Linked DNA regions of Homo sapiens: all the other regions are linked to region 1. A link is an interaction called in ENCODE POLR2A ChIA-PET data of the cell type or tissue named here. Cell type or tissue: B cell. All regions are shown on one strand. Region 1 overlaps EP300 (EP300 lysine acetyltransferase). Region 2 has its middle 17 kb from the start of SNORD140. Region 3 overlaps RBX1 (ring-box 1).

The links. Peaks named below come from ENCODE experiments on the same cell type or tissue, not always from the same donor. Only the 100,000 strongest peaks of a DNase experiment are listed, where the experiment ranks them.
Region 2: POLR2A ChIA-PET joins it to region 1 with 5 read pairs; 7 of 35 experiments call an interaction of 5 or more read pairs at or near these places.
Region 3: POLR2A ChIA-PET joins it to region 1 with 6 read pairs; 11 of 35 experiments call an interaction of 5 or more read pairs at or near these places.

What each region holds. Positions count from the first base shown.
Region 1 is chr22:41,122,574-41,126,573 of GRCh38, reverse strand. It overlaps EP300 (EP300 lysine acetyltransferase), which reads right to left. Exons shown (of 31, transcript NM_001429.4): 3 at 534-710. Among named protein-coding and RNA genes, the nearest start is that of EP300, 32 kb to the right of the region's middle. In B cell, no CTCF peak of the experiment used is centred here; a DNase peak (open chromatin) is centred at 2,291; H3K27ac peaks cover 1,179 bases.
Region 2 is chr22:41,055,113-41,059,112 of GRCh38, reverse strand. No RefSeq gene overlaps it. Among named protein-coding and RNA genes, the nearest start is that of SNORD140, 17 kb to the left of the region's middle. In B cell, no CTCF peak of the experiment used is centred here; no DNase peak of the experiment used is centred here.
Region 3 is chr22:40,964,756-40,968,755 of GRCh38, reverse strand. It overlaps RBX1 (ring-box 1), which reads right to left. Exons shown (of 5, transcript NM_014248.4): 4 at 872-957. Among named protein-coding and RNA genes, the nearest start is that of RBX1, 15 kb to the right of the region's middle. In B cell, no CTCF peak of the experiment used is centred here; no DNase peak of the experiment used is centred here; H3K27ac peaks cover 774 bases.

The sequences.
Region 1 (4,000 bases):
AAAGTTGAATGCAGACACATTTACTACTAGTAGTTTGACTGTACAAAAATAACACTAGAAGTTCCTGAAAATTTTATTTAACAAAAATTGCTGTTTAAAACAATACATTACTTTTGAGAGGGAATTTACTTGGGTGTAGTAGAATCAAATAATATTGGTAAATATGGTCACTGAGAGTTCGGATCCTTTGCCAGAGATTCCTTCCCCCAAAAGTGAAAGGTTCCGCTTTCGTATCGTATGGAAACGCTCACAAGACCAAGTTGCTGAATGGCAGGCCCCTAAAACTTCATTGTAGCAGTTCACTTACTCCTGTTTGGATCAACATGCTCACTGATCAATAACCACATGGAACAAAAAAAACAGAGAAATGGAAAGGAAGCACAAGCCTCCTCACAGGGATCATCAAGTACATATCAATTTAGGCTCCTAGTGGGTACAAATCCCAGCATATATAACAGAAGGGTGAAAGTTTAACACAATTCTTTTGTCAAAATGCCAGTTTGAAAACAAGTCTGTAATGGATTAGTACTCACCATGTTGGGCATTCCTCCACCAGGAACTGCCTTTTTGTCCATAGCAAATGGAGATAAGTTATTTGATAGTACAGTTTTTGTCTGAATCTGGAGACCAAGGCCACTGGCTCCAATCTGCTGTCCAGGATTCTGAGTATATGGTGAACCATAAGGATTGGGGTTGTTCATCATTCCCATCTAAGAGTAAGAAACAAAAGAAAACAAAATAAGCAATAAAATTTAAGACATTATTATTCCTTTTCTGATTTCACTTCCAAGTTCACAAAGACAGTTTCAAAGGAAATTCTCAGCTTCTATTAGAAAAGACACTACAGCTTGGGCAACGTGACAAAACCCCATCTCTACTAAAAAATACAAAAATCTGGACATGGTGGCGCAAGCCTATAGTCCCAGCTAATTGGAAGGCTAAAGTGGGATTATCAGTGAAGCCTGGGAGGTAGAGGTTGTAGGGAGCCATGATGGCAAAAAACCAAGTGGCCGGGCCTGGCGACTCATACCTGTAATCCCACCACTTTGCGAGGCCAAGGCAGGAGGGTTTCTTGAGGTCAGGAGTTTGACAACAGCCTGGGGAACATGGTGAAAACCCATCGGTACCAAAATACAAAAAAAAAACCCCAAAAAACAGCCGGGCGCAGTGGCTCACACCTGTAATCTCAGCACTTTGGGAGGCCGAAGCGGGAGGATCATGAGGTCAGGAGATAGAGACTATCCTGGCTAACATGGTGAAACCCCGTCTCTACTAAAAATACAAAAAATTAGCCGGGTGTGGTGGCGGGCGCCTGTAGTCCCAGCTAGTCGGGAGGCTGAGGCAGGAGAATGGAGTGAACCCGGGAGGCGGAGCTTGCAGTGAGCCGAGATCACGCCGCTGCACTCCAGCCTGGGCGACAGAGTGAGACTCCATCTCAAAAAAAAAAAAAAAAAAAAAAAAGGAAAGAAAAGCTGGATGTGGTGGCATGTGCCTGTGGTCCCAGCTACTCAGGAGGCTGAGGTAGGAGGATCACCTGAGCCTGGGAGGTTGAGGCTGCAAGTAAGCCATGATCAGGCCACTGCACTCCAGCCTCGGCAACAGAGTGAGACCCTGTCTCAAAAACAAACAAACAAAAAAAACCCACTATACAAAGTATGCTAACAACAATACATTTTCAAGATTAAGATCAAAATTAAGATTTAGGGGCCTTGGGTATGGTAAATGTACAGAGTTATTTTCATAAATATTTGAAATAAAGATGTTTTAGAAATACTTTTAATCATCTTCATTTAATTCTGTTAAACAAGGTTTGCCATTCATTTCCATTACGTCACACATGATGCTACATGGCGAATTCAACTTAATAAGCCATCTAACCCCTTTGTCATGTTCAAGCATTTGAATGTTTTCTTCTTCTTCTTTTTTTTGACTATTAAAAAATAGAGACAGGGTCTTGCCATGTTGCCCAGGCTGGTCTCAAATTCCCGGGCTCTAGCAATCCTCCCACCACAGCTTCCCAAAGTGCTGCGATTATAGGCGTGAACCACCATGCTTGGCCTCATTTGAATAATTATTCCTGTATTTTGTTTGTATAAAAAGTAGAAAACTGATGGTTTGGGAATATGTCCTTTTTTGTGTAGGGACACTGATGACAGTGTTTTTTAAAACTTCTGATTCTGACTCCTTTACATAGAGCATGCGGAAGTCCAGACTCCACACTATTCCTTGCTGTTTTAAACCTAGCTGCTCTATTAAGTCACCTGCTAAGTCACCTGCTTGGCCCTTCAAGTCATTTGACTTTGCAACCCTTATGTACTTCTCTGTTTTTGAGACAAAGTCTCGCTCTGTCGCCCAGGCTGGGGCGCAGTGGTGCAATTTCGGCTCACTGCAACCTCTGCCTCCTGGGTTCAAGCGGTTATCCTGCCTCAGCCTGAGTAGCTGGGACTACAGGCGTGCGCCGCCATACTCAGCTAATTTTTTTACTTTCAGTCGAGACGGGGTTTCGCCATGTTGGCAAGGCTGGCCTTGAACTCCTGACCTCAAGTGATCTGCCCACCTCGGCCTCCCAAAGTGCTGGGATTACAGGCGTTAGCCACTGTGCCGGCTCCCTCTGTACTTTAAAAAGTAGTTTATGTTCTATATTTATGTTAAGTTCACCTGGAGCCATTATACTATAATAATAATTAATTGAAAAACAGCATTATTCTAAAGTCAAACGTTTTACTAATAATGAAAGTTATAAAAATGCATTTTCATTAATCTTTCAAATTATTTTAAAATAATTCAAAATGGGGTCAACTTTATATCCCAAACAAAGTTTGAAGCCACCGTCCTCTTCTGCCAAATTACACATAGGATCCCAACTACAAGTCATCATCACTACTAGAAACATTGAGCAAACACTCAGAATAACTCAAGATACTATAGCTACTGCCCAATTAAAGGATTCATACCAGATTTCTGTCTGCTAAGACCAATCAAAGGGTCCTTCAATTCTACCTCTAAAAGCACACATAGACACTAAAACCCTTCCCATGTATTCCTACCTACTGTGACTGTCTTAACTCAAACCTATCACAGTGCTTGTACAGACTGTGGACAACAGGTTTGCCTGTCTTCTGTTTTCACCTGCCTCTATAAAAGAAAAAAATCAACCCCACAGTACGTATACCAAAGCCTTTATGAAGTCTGACTACCTATCTATGGTATCTTATATATTTCCTGTACTGATTTCTTAAAGTCTGAAAGTATCACGCTCCTTGAGCCTCCAGCATTTGCCTCAAGCTTTTCCCTTTCCCTACAACTGAACAGTAGCACATTTTCTTTCCTATTTGACTCCTTAATGCCAACCTGGAAATAAACACCAAGTTCACAGAGAGGCATTTTCTGTTGGTTCCTTAGATAGTACAACCTAACTAAGAAACACCTGCAGATTCTACTCATCCTTGTAATTTCAAATGTTACTACCTCTGTGAAGCATCTGTTTTGGACAGGTACAAAGCTCTTAATAAAATTTTTCTTTTACTTTTTATATAAAAAGACAGGGTCTCACTCTGTTGCCTAGGTTGGAGTGCAGTTGCATTATCATAGCTCATTATAATTCCCAACCTCTGGGCTCAAGCAATTCTCCCATCTCAGCCTCCCAAGCAGATGGGACTACAAGCTTGCACCACCATGCCCAGCTAATTTTTGTTTTTATTTTTGTAGAGATGTTGCCCAGGAGTTGACTGAACTCCTAGCCTCAAGCAATCCTTCTGCCTAAGTGCTGGGATTACAGGCATCTCCCACCATGCCTGGCCTAAAATTCGTTCTTTAAATCATATGCAATATCTATACTCTGCAAATCTATGAATATGACATCTTTTTTGGTTCAGCAGTTTGCCTCTATTAAAAAAAACAAAAAAATGTAAATTAATCTTCTTTATACTATTACCAAAAAATGAAAAAAAAAAGTTAAAGAACATTTTCATTTTCCAGATGAAATTCAGAGACTAAGGTA
Region 2 (4,000 bases), 67 kb after region 1:
CGCCAGTGCACCCCACCTTGGGCAACAGAGCGAGACTCCATCTCAAACACACACACACACACACACACACACAAAAATTAGCTGGGCATGATGGTGCATGCCTGTGTTCTCAGCTACTGGGGAGGCTGAGGTGGAAGGATCGCTTGAGCCGGGGAGGTGGAGGTTGCAGTGAGCCTAGATCTTGCCACTGCACTTCAACATGGGCGACAGAGCCAGCCCCTGTCTCGAAATAAATAAATAGATAAAAATAACAATAGAGATGTTTTAAAGTGTCATAGACTGAATGATAAATTATATCGTCAGTATATATATATACATCTATATCAATATATAGAGGTGTATATATATATTTTTATATATATGTGGAAAAATATATATCTTTTCACACGTAAAGTACTCACTTGCTCCGCAGCAGAGAAAACAGGGTTGGAAAGGCAACATCTTTACTCCCAGTGTGTTCAGCTCACAGTCCATAACTATTCATTAGGTCTGGATATAGGTACTACCTATAAACTGAAAGACAAACTATCTTTCAATATACAGTTGTGGAATAGGAAAAAAATAATCACAATAAAAATGACCACTGGGCTGGGTGTGGTGGCTCGCTCCTGTAACCCCTGCACTTTGTGAGGCTGAGGCAGGAGAATCGTTTGAGCCCAGGAGTTTGAGACCAGCCTGGGCAACATAGAAAGACCCCATCTCTACAAAAAAAATTAAAATAAAAAAATTAGCCTGGCATGGTGGCACATGAACACCTGTAATCCCAGCTCCTTGGAGGTGGAGGTGGGAGGATCCCCTGAGCTCAGGAGGTTGAGGCTGCAGTGAGCCCTGACTGTACTACTGCACTCTTGCATAGGCAACAAGAGCTAGACCCTGTCTCAAAAGAAAAAAAAAAAAAAGCACTCCAAAAATGCGGGGATATGAAACACGCTGCAGATGCTTGTCCCTTGCAGTCGGTAAAGGTATCTGGGCAGGAAGAGGGAGGATTCTCTTGTATGGCAGTAGAATTAGTTGTTGGGTACAACTGTCTGATAGCCCCTAGCTCTGCCTTCTGGGAGGTTCTTCCTTTGGCATTATCCCCCATGGACACGGGAGAGGTGGGCCCTGGAGAGATTGGCCTGTTGTAAGCTGCCCAGTTTTCAGAGCCTGCATCCTGCTAGTGCAGGTTTTGGAGCCTGGGAATGGCTTCAGGGGTTGAGTAGCTATAATTTTTGTGAGCCAGCTAGTGGTTTCTTTGGTAATATAATTCCTTCAAACATTTAGCAGGTTTCTGGCTGTTGGCTTAATTGTGCTAATGACTACAGCCAAAGATCTCATCTAAACACATCTTTTTTGTTTTTTGGGTTTTTTTCTGGAGACAGAGTCTCGCTTCTATCCCCCAGGCTGGAGTGCAGTGGCGCCATCTTGGCTCACGGCAACCTTTGTCTCTCAGGTTCAAGCAATTCTTATGCTTCAGCCTCCTGAGTAGCTGGGATTACAGGCACCTGACACCACAGTGGCTAATTTTTGTATTTTTAGTAGTGACAGGGTTTCACCATGTTGGCCAGGCTGGTCTTAAACTCCTGACCTCAGGTGATCTGCCTGTCTTGGCCTCCGAAAGTGTTGGGATTACATGCGTGAGCCACCACGCTCGGCCTAGACATACCTTTTAAGCCTCAATACTGTTCTTTGGTCTTCTACAAATGAGCCTGTGCTGAGCTTGAAGGTGGTAGCCACCTTCAATCCTTCTGAAACAGGGTTGAGAAGCCAACATCTTTACTCCCAGTTTTGCCTTTCAGCTCATAGCCCCTGGGGGAAGTTAAGTCTTACCTCTTGCTAAGGCTACTGCTCCCAAGCCACTCCTTATAAGTACTTAGATCTGAAATACCAAAGCAGATGGCTTTTTTTTTCAGCCCTGAAAATCTCTGCATTATAGAACTCTTGGGCCATTGTAATTGGGGATTACCAGCAGAGTACATACTTTTATATAGGTAAATACAAAAGACAAGTATAAATACATTTTGTTTATCTTTTTTCTCCTGTGTGATTTAAAAGACAACTGCATAAATCAAGAATTATAAATCTGTTGATGAGCACACAGCGTATAAAAATGTAATTTGTTTCAAGGACATGTTATCTAAGAAAAAAATGTAATTTGTGACAATAACAGCACAAAGGAGGTGGAAAACAGCCACAGAGAAGTAAAGTTGTAGTTTATTAATTGGAATTAAATTGCTATTAATCCCAGCCAGAGTGTTATACTACACTAGATCCCCCCCCATTTATCAGCAATTTTGATTTCTGTGGTTACCTGCCGTTAACGCCCTCTGAAAATATTAAACGGAAAATTCCAGAAATAAGCAATTCATGTTTTAAATTTCGAGCAGTTCTGAGTAATATGATGAAATCTCGCACCATCTCACTCCGTCCTGCCCAGGATGAGAATGATCCCTTTGTCCAGCTTGTCCAGGCTCTAGATGCTACTGGCCGTAACTTAGTAGCTTTCTCAGTTATCAGATTGTCTTGGGATTGCAGTGCCTGTGTCCAAGTTATCCTTATTCGGTTTAATAATGGTCCCAAAGCACGAGCGTGGTATATTGTTATAATTGTTCTATTTTATTGTTATTTTTGTTAATCTCTTACTGTGCCTAATTTATACATTTATAAATTAAACTTTATCATAGGTATGTATGTATATGAAAAAACATAGTATATATAGGGTTCAGTACTATCTGAGGATTCAGGCATCCACTGGGCCTCTTAGAACATATCCACGTTGGTGGTGAAACCCCGTCTCTACTAAAAATACAAAAAATTATCCGGGAGTGGTGGTGGGCGCCTGTAATCCCAGGCACCCGCTGAGGCAGGAGAATTGCTTGCATCCGGGAGGCAGAGGTTTCAGTGAGCTGAGATGGCACCACTGCACTCCAGCCTGGGCAACAGAGTAAGGCCCTGTATCAAAAAAAAAAAAAAAAAAAAAAAAGATTATACTGGGCGCAGTCGCTAACGCCTGTAATCCCAGCACTTTGGGAGGCCAAGGCGGGTGGATCACGAGGTCAGGAGTTCGAGACCAGCCTGACCAACATGGTCTCTACTAAAAATACAAAAATCACCCAGGTGTGGTGGCACACACCTGTAATCCCAGCTACTCAGGAGGCTGAGGCAGGAGAATCGCTTGAACACAAGAGGCAGAGGTTGCAGTGAGCCAAGATCACACCTCTGCATACCAGCCTGGCGACAGAGCGAGACTCTGTTTCAAAAAAAAAAAAAAAAAAAAAGATTGCAAGGGAATACTATGAACAGCTGTAGTCCAACAAATTAGGTAACTTAGATGAAATGGACAAATTCTAGGAAAAAAGTTACCAGAACTGATTCAAAAAGATACCAAAAATCTGAGTAGGCCTATAACAAGTAAAGACATCAAATTAATAATAAAAACTTGTTGGGTGCAGTGGCTCATTCCTGTAATCCCAGCACTTTGGAAGGCTGAAGTGGTTGAATTGCTTGAGCTCAGGAGTTTGAGACCAGCCTGGGCAACATGGCAGAAACCCGTTTCTACAAAAAATACAAAATTTAGCTGGACATGGTGGTGCACGCCTATAGTCCCAGCTACTTGGGAGGCTGAAGTGGGAGGACGGCGAGAGTCCAGGAGGCAGAGGTTGTAGTGAGTTGGGATTGTGCCACCTTACTCCAGCCTGGGAGATACAGCCAGAGCTTGTCTCAAAATAATAATAATAATAATAATAATAATAATAAACTCTCCATAAAGAAAAATCCAGGCCTAGATAGCTTCACTGGTGAATTCTACCAAATAGTCAAAGAAAAATTAATACCAATTATGGAATACTGAATAATGGCCCTCCCAAAATATCTATGCCCTAATCTGCAGAACCTATGAGTGTTCCTTTATATGGCAAAAGGGATTTTGCAAATGTAATTAAGAATCTCAAAGTGGGGAGATTATTTTGGAGTACATGGGTGGACCAGATGTGATTACAAGGGAAATTATAAGAGGGATGCA
Region 3 (4,000 bases), 160 kb after region 1:
GAAAATCTCCTAAGAAGCTGTCCTGTTGCTGATGGCTAGCTCCAGCAAGCCGGAGCAGGGGCCTACAGTGGGAAATTCATATTCTGTGGTATACCCTTTCAACCATTTAAATTTTTAAAAGTTTACCAGGTCATGTTTTATTTATATAACAATAAAATCTAATCAGGATAGCCATAAATGCTATATCAGAATTAATCACTGTGAAATAAACCAGTGAAATATGATAAGTGGATACAAGTCTAGCCCAAAGCTACCTGACATTAGGTAGTCCATGGAGCCTCATTAGGATGTAATTCTGGAAATATTTAAGAGTTCATAGATTATCACATTTTCTACTTTCACAGACCGTAGAAGGTTGGGAAACCTGCCGGGCACGGTGGCTCACACCTGTAATCCCAGCACTTTGGGAGACCGAGGCAGGCAGATCAGTTGAGATCAGGAGTTCAAGACCAGCCTGGCCAACATGGTGAAACCCAATCTCTACGAAAAATACAAAAATTAGCTGTGCATGGTGGCACACACTTGTAATCCCAGCCACTTGCTAGGCTGAGGTGGGAGGATCGCTTGAATCTGGGAGGTGGACGTTGCAGTGAGCCAAGATAGCACCACTGCACTCCAGCCTGGGCAACAAAGCGAGACTCCGTCTCAAAAAAAAAAAAAAAAAAAAAAAGGTTGGGAAACCCTAGGCTGCAAATGTCTAATGTTGGCTAATCCTTTGTGCATTTTCCATATAGATAAGTCCTAGCTTAAGTAACCAAAAACTAGTTTTAAAAAAAACAAGGCATGTATCATGTCTCCATCCCCCAAGACCACGCTCCTTTCAGCCTGAGGCAAGTCAAAAAGCCCCGTCAAAACAACCAAAGATACCTACTTTTGGAATTCCCACTCTCTGTTGTCCAATGGACACACCTGTCGTGTTTTGAGCCAGCGAGAGATGCAGTGGAAGTGAAAAGCATGCTGAAAGAAAACATATATTTTATTAAAAATAACTCTATGCAGGCTCAGCCATCGAGCGACAACAGGTCCCACAGGGTAGTGGCATGGGTGACATATAGTGGGCAAGAAAAGAAAAGAAGACAACGAGAGGCAAAAGTTCAACAACTGATTATATCTTGGTTAGATGCAAGGGTATTTCCAACAAAGCATTTGTTAGAAATGTCATTACTACTAAAGGAAATCATTCAGGAAGCACAGGAGTATGTGCCAGCACTGAGCTCTCTTCTATTTAAGAGAACGTGGAATGTGGCTCCTTGGTCCCATTCAGCCTGTAAGGGGATACTTCCACTTTCTTTGGGAAAGGAGGCCCCTCATCAATGCAGATTTCAAATATCCCCATTCTGGGTCTCTAGCTTCCCTCCCACCCTCCTGCCCCTGGAGAATGCGACCTGTAGGAGCAGAGCCTTCTCCCCAGCCCTTGGTAGAGAAGTGCATGGTCACTGCCGCCCACCCAGAACTGAGACGGGCACTTCCCCAACCTCCCCACACCCAGCTCAGCTCTGGTCAAAGAAACTTTATTTCTAGATTTATTCACAGACATATTGATATTACAAGAGCTCAGTACTTCACGTGCCTTTAATGGGTGAGGGACTTTGTCTTAGGGAATGAGATAAAAGAAAATTGGGGTAAAAGGAAGTATTCTTATGAGGGACAAACGGCACACAAGCAGCCTAAAGAGCATCAAAAGGCTTATTTCATAATCAAGACAAGAAGTAAAAAGACAAGAGTATCAAGAACACTGGTAACTGACAGGGAGCTAGAAGTCTGCTTAGATTTGGGAAAAGGACAATCTGCATGCAGTTTTTTGGCGTGGGCTCATGACATGCAGATGCTAATCACAATGCTTCTGCAATGAGCACTTCTCCCCCTGCTCATGTGCGTATTAGGACAGACGCAGCAAGTGCTTCCTTCATTTCGTCTGTGATTGGTGCACTGTGGTGGGGCACGGGCAGAAATTACTCACCCTAACAAAACAACAAAAGCTTTACAAGCTTCATTTAATAACAACTGAAATCTGGTCGGTACGTCTCCCAAAGTATGTATGGAACTTAAGGGATTATATAATATGGATTATTATCTTGTGAAATGTTTTTTGACAAAGACAAAAATATAATTCAGTAACTAAGAGTGGAATCCACAGCTAGTACACTAGGGATACCCAAGAGGACAAATATTCTCTTAGAGTGACAGCCTTTTGGAAGATCCCTTTTCAGCTGACTCTTGTATAACTCACTGTGAAAAAGAGAAAGAGCAAAATTTCCAAAAGGCAGAAAGCAGAGACATTTTTCTTAACCATCAGGTGTTGGGGTCGGGCTCACCGAAGGGTATTCGACAGCTTCTCCCTCTCCCACCTCACCCACTGAGCACTTTGCAGCAGTACGGTGTCCTGGTAGAGCCCAACTAAGTCAGAGCATACCACGCGCTGGGGAAAAGGGGGCTGTAAAGGAGGTGTCAGGGAGGTGACAGCACCCCTGAACATTTACTAAGATGTATTAATGGATATATTTAGCGGTCAAAGTACAATTTACAGAAGATAAATTTATAGTACTTGACAGTTTACAGAAGATGTTGACATGTATTACCTCATTTGAGGCCTCACATCAACCCTGGCAGGCAAGCATGACAGATATTTTTATCTTCATTTTACAGACAGGAAACTGAAACCCAGACAAGTGACTTGCCTAATTCATGGAGCTGGTTTGTAGAAGACCCAGAACTAGAACCCAGGACTAATCCAGAGCCTTCTGCCACACCATGCTGGCTCTCTTCTACGGCAGGCTCTCTCAGAGAATCTCTCCTTAGCCAAATTTAAGGGGATGTTCACTCTCTTTTCTTTCCACATAAAGGAACATGGTTCTTAGTATATGTCTGTATGCCAGAAAGGGCAAAGAGCCCAATATACTTCCTTTATCCCCATGAACGATTAAAGCTCCCCCATGGCCAACATGGTCTATTGTGAGCCTGGCCAAAGGGTCCCAACAAAGATGGAAGAAGGTGTACCCGAAAGTGCGGGTAGGGGCTGGGCACGGTGGCTCACGCCTGTAATCCCAGCACTTTGGGAGGCCGAGGCTGGCAGATCGCCCCAAGGTCAGGAGTTTAAGACCAGCCTGGCCAACATGGCGAAACCCCATCTCTACTAAAAATACAAAAATTAGCTGGGTGTGGTGGTACACACCTGTAATCCCAGCTACTCGGAAGGCTGAAGCAGGACAATCACTTGAACCCAGGAGATAAAGGTTGCAGTAAGCCGGGACTGCGTCACTGCGCTCCAGCCTGGGCCACATAGTGAGACTCCGTCTCAAAAAAAAAACAAAAAACAAAAAACAAAAAAAAAAACAAAAAACCAGTGTAGGTAGGAAAAAGAGTTGCAACCCAACAGGAAAAACTACTGAGAACACCATCTACACAGTAACACCTCTACCTCAAATTTGTATTTATTTAGATTTTTTTTTTTTTGAGACAGAGTCTCACTTTGTCACCCAGGCTGGAGTGCAGTGGTGTGGTCTCGGCTCACTACAAGCTCCACCTCCCAGGTTCACGCCATTCTCCTGCCTCAGCCTCCCGAGTAGCTGGGACTACAGGCGCCTGCCACCACACCCGGCTAATTTTTTGTATTTTTAGTAGAGACGGGGTTTCACTGTGTTAGCCAGGATGTCTCCATCTGCTGACCTCATGATGCACCCGCCTCGGCCTCCCAGAGTGCTGGGATTACAGGCGTGAGCCACCGCGTCCGGCCTATTTAGATTTTTTTTAACAAGCACTTGTGCTTACTATGTGCCGGGAGTTGTTTAATCACATTTTAACATAAATCATCTAATCCGGATTACAATTTTATGTGGTCCACTATCAGCCCCATTTTATGAGGGAACCCAGGATTGGAGACGTTAAATGCCTTGCCTAACGTCACTTAGCAAGTAAGTCACAAAGACAGGGAATGGTGGTCTGACTCTAGAATCTCTTATCCCTGTGTCATGCTGGGAACTGTGAGTATTCTGTCCCCATG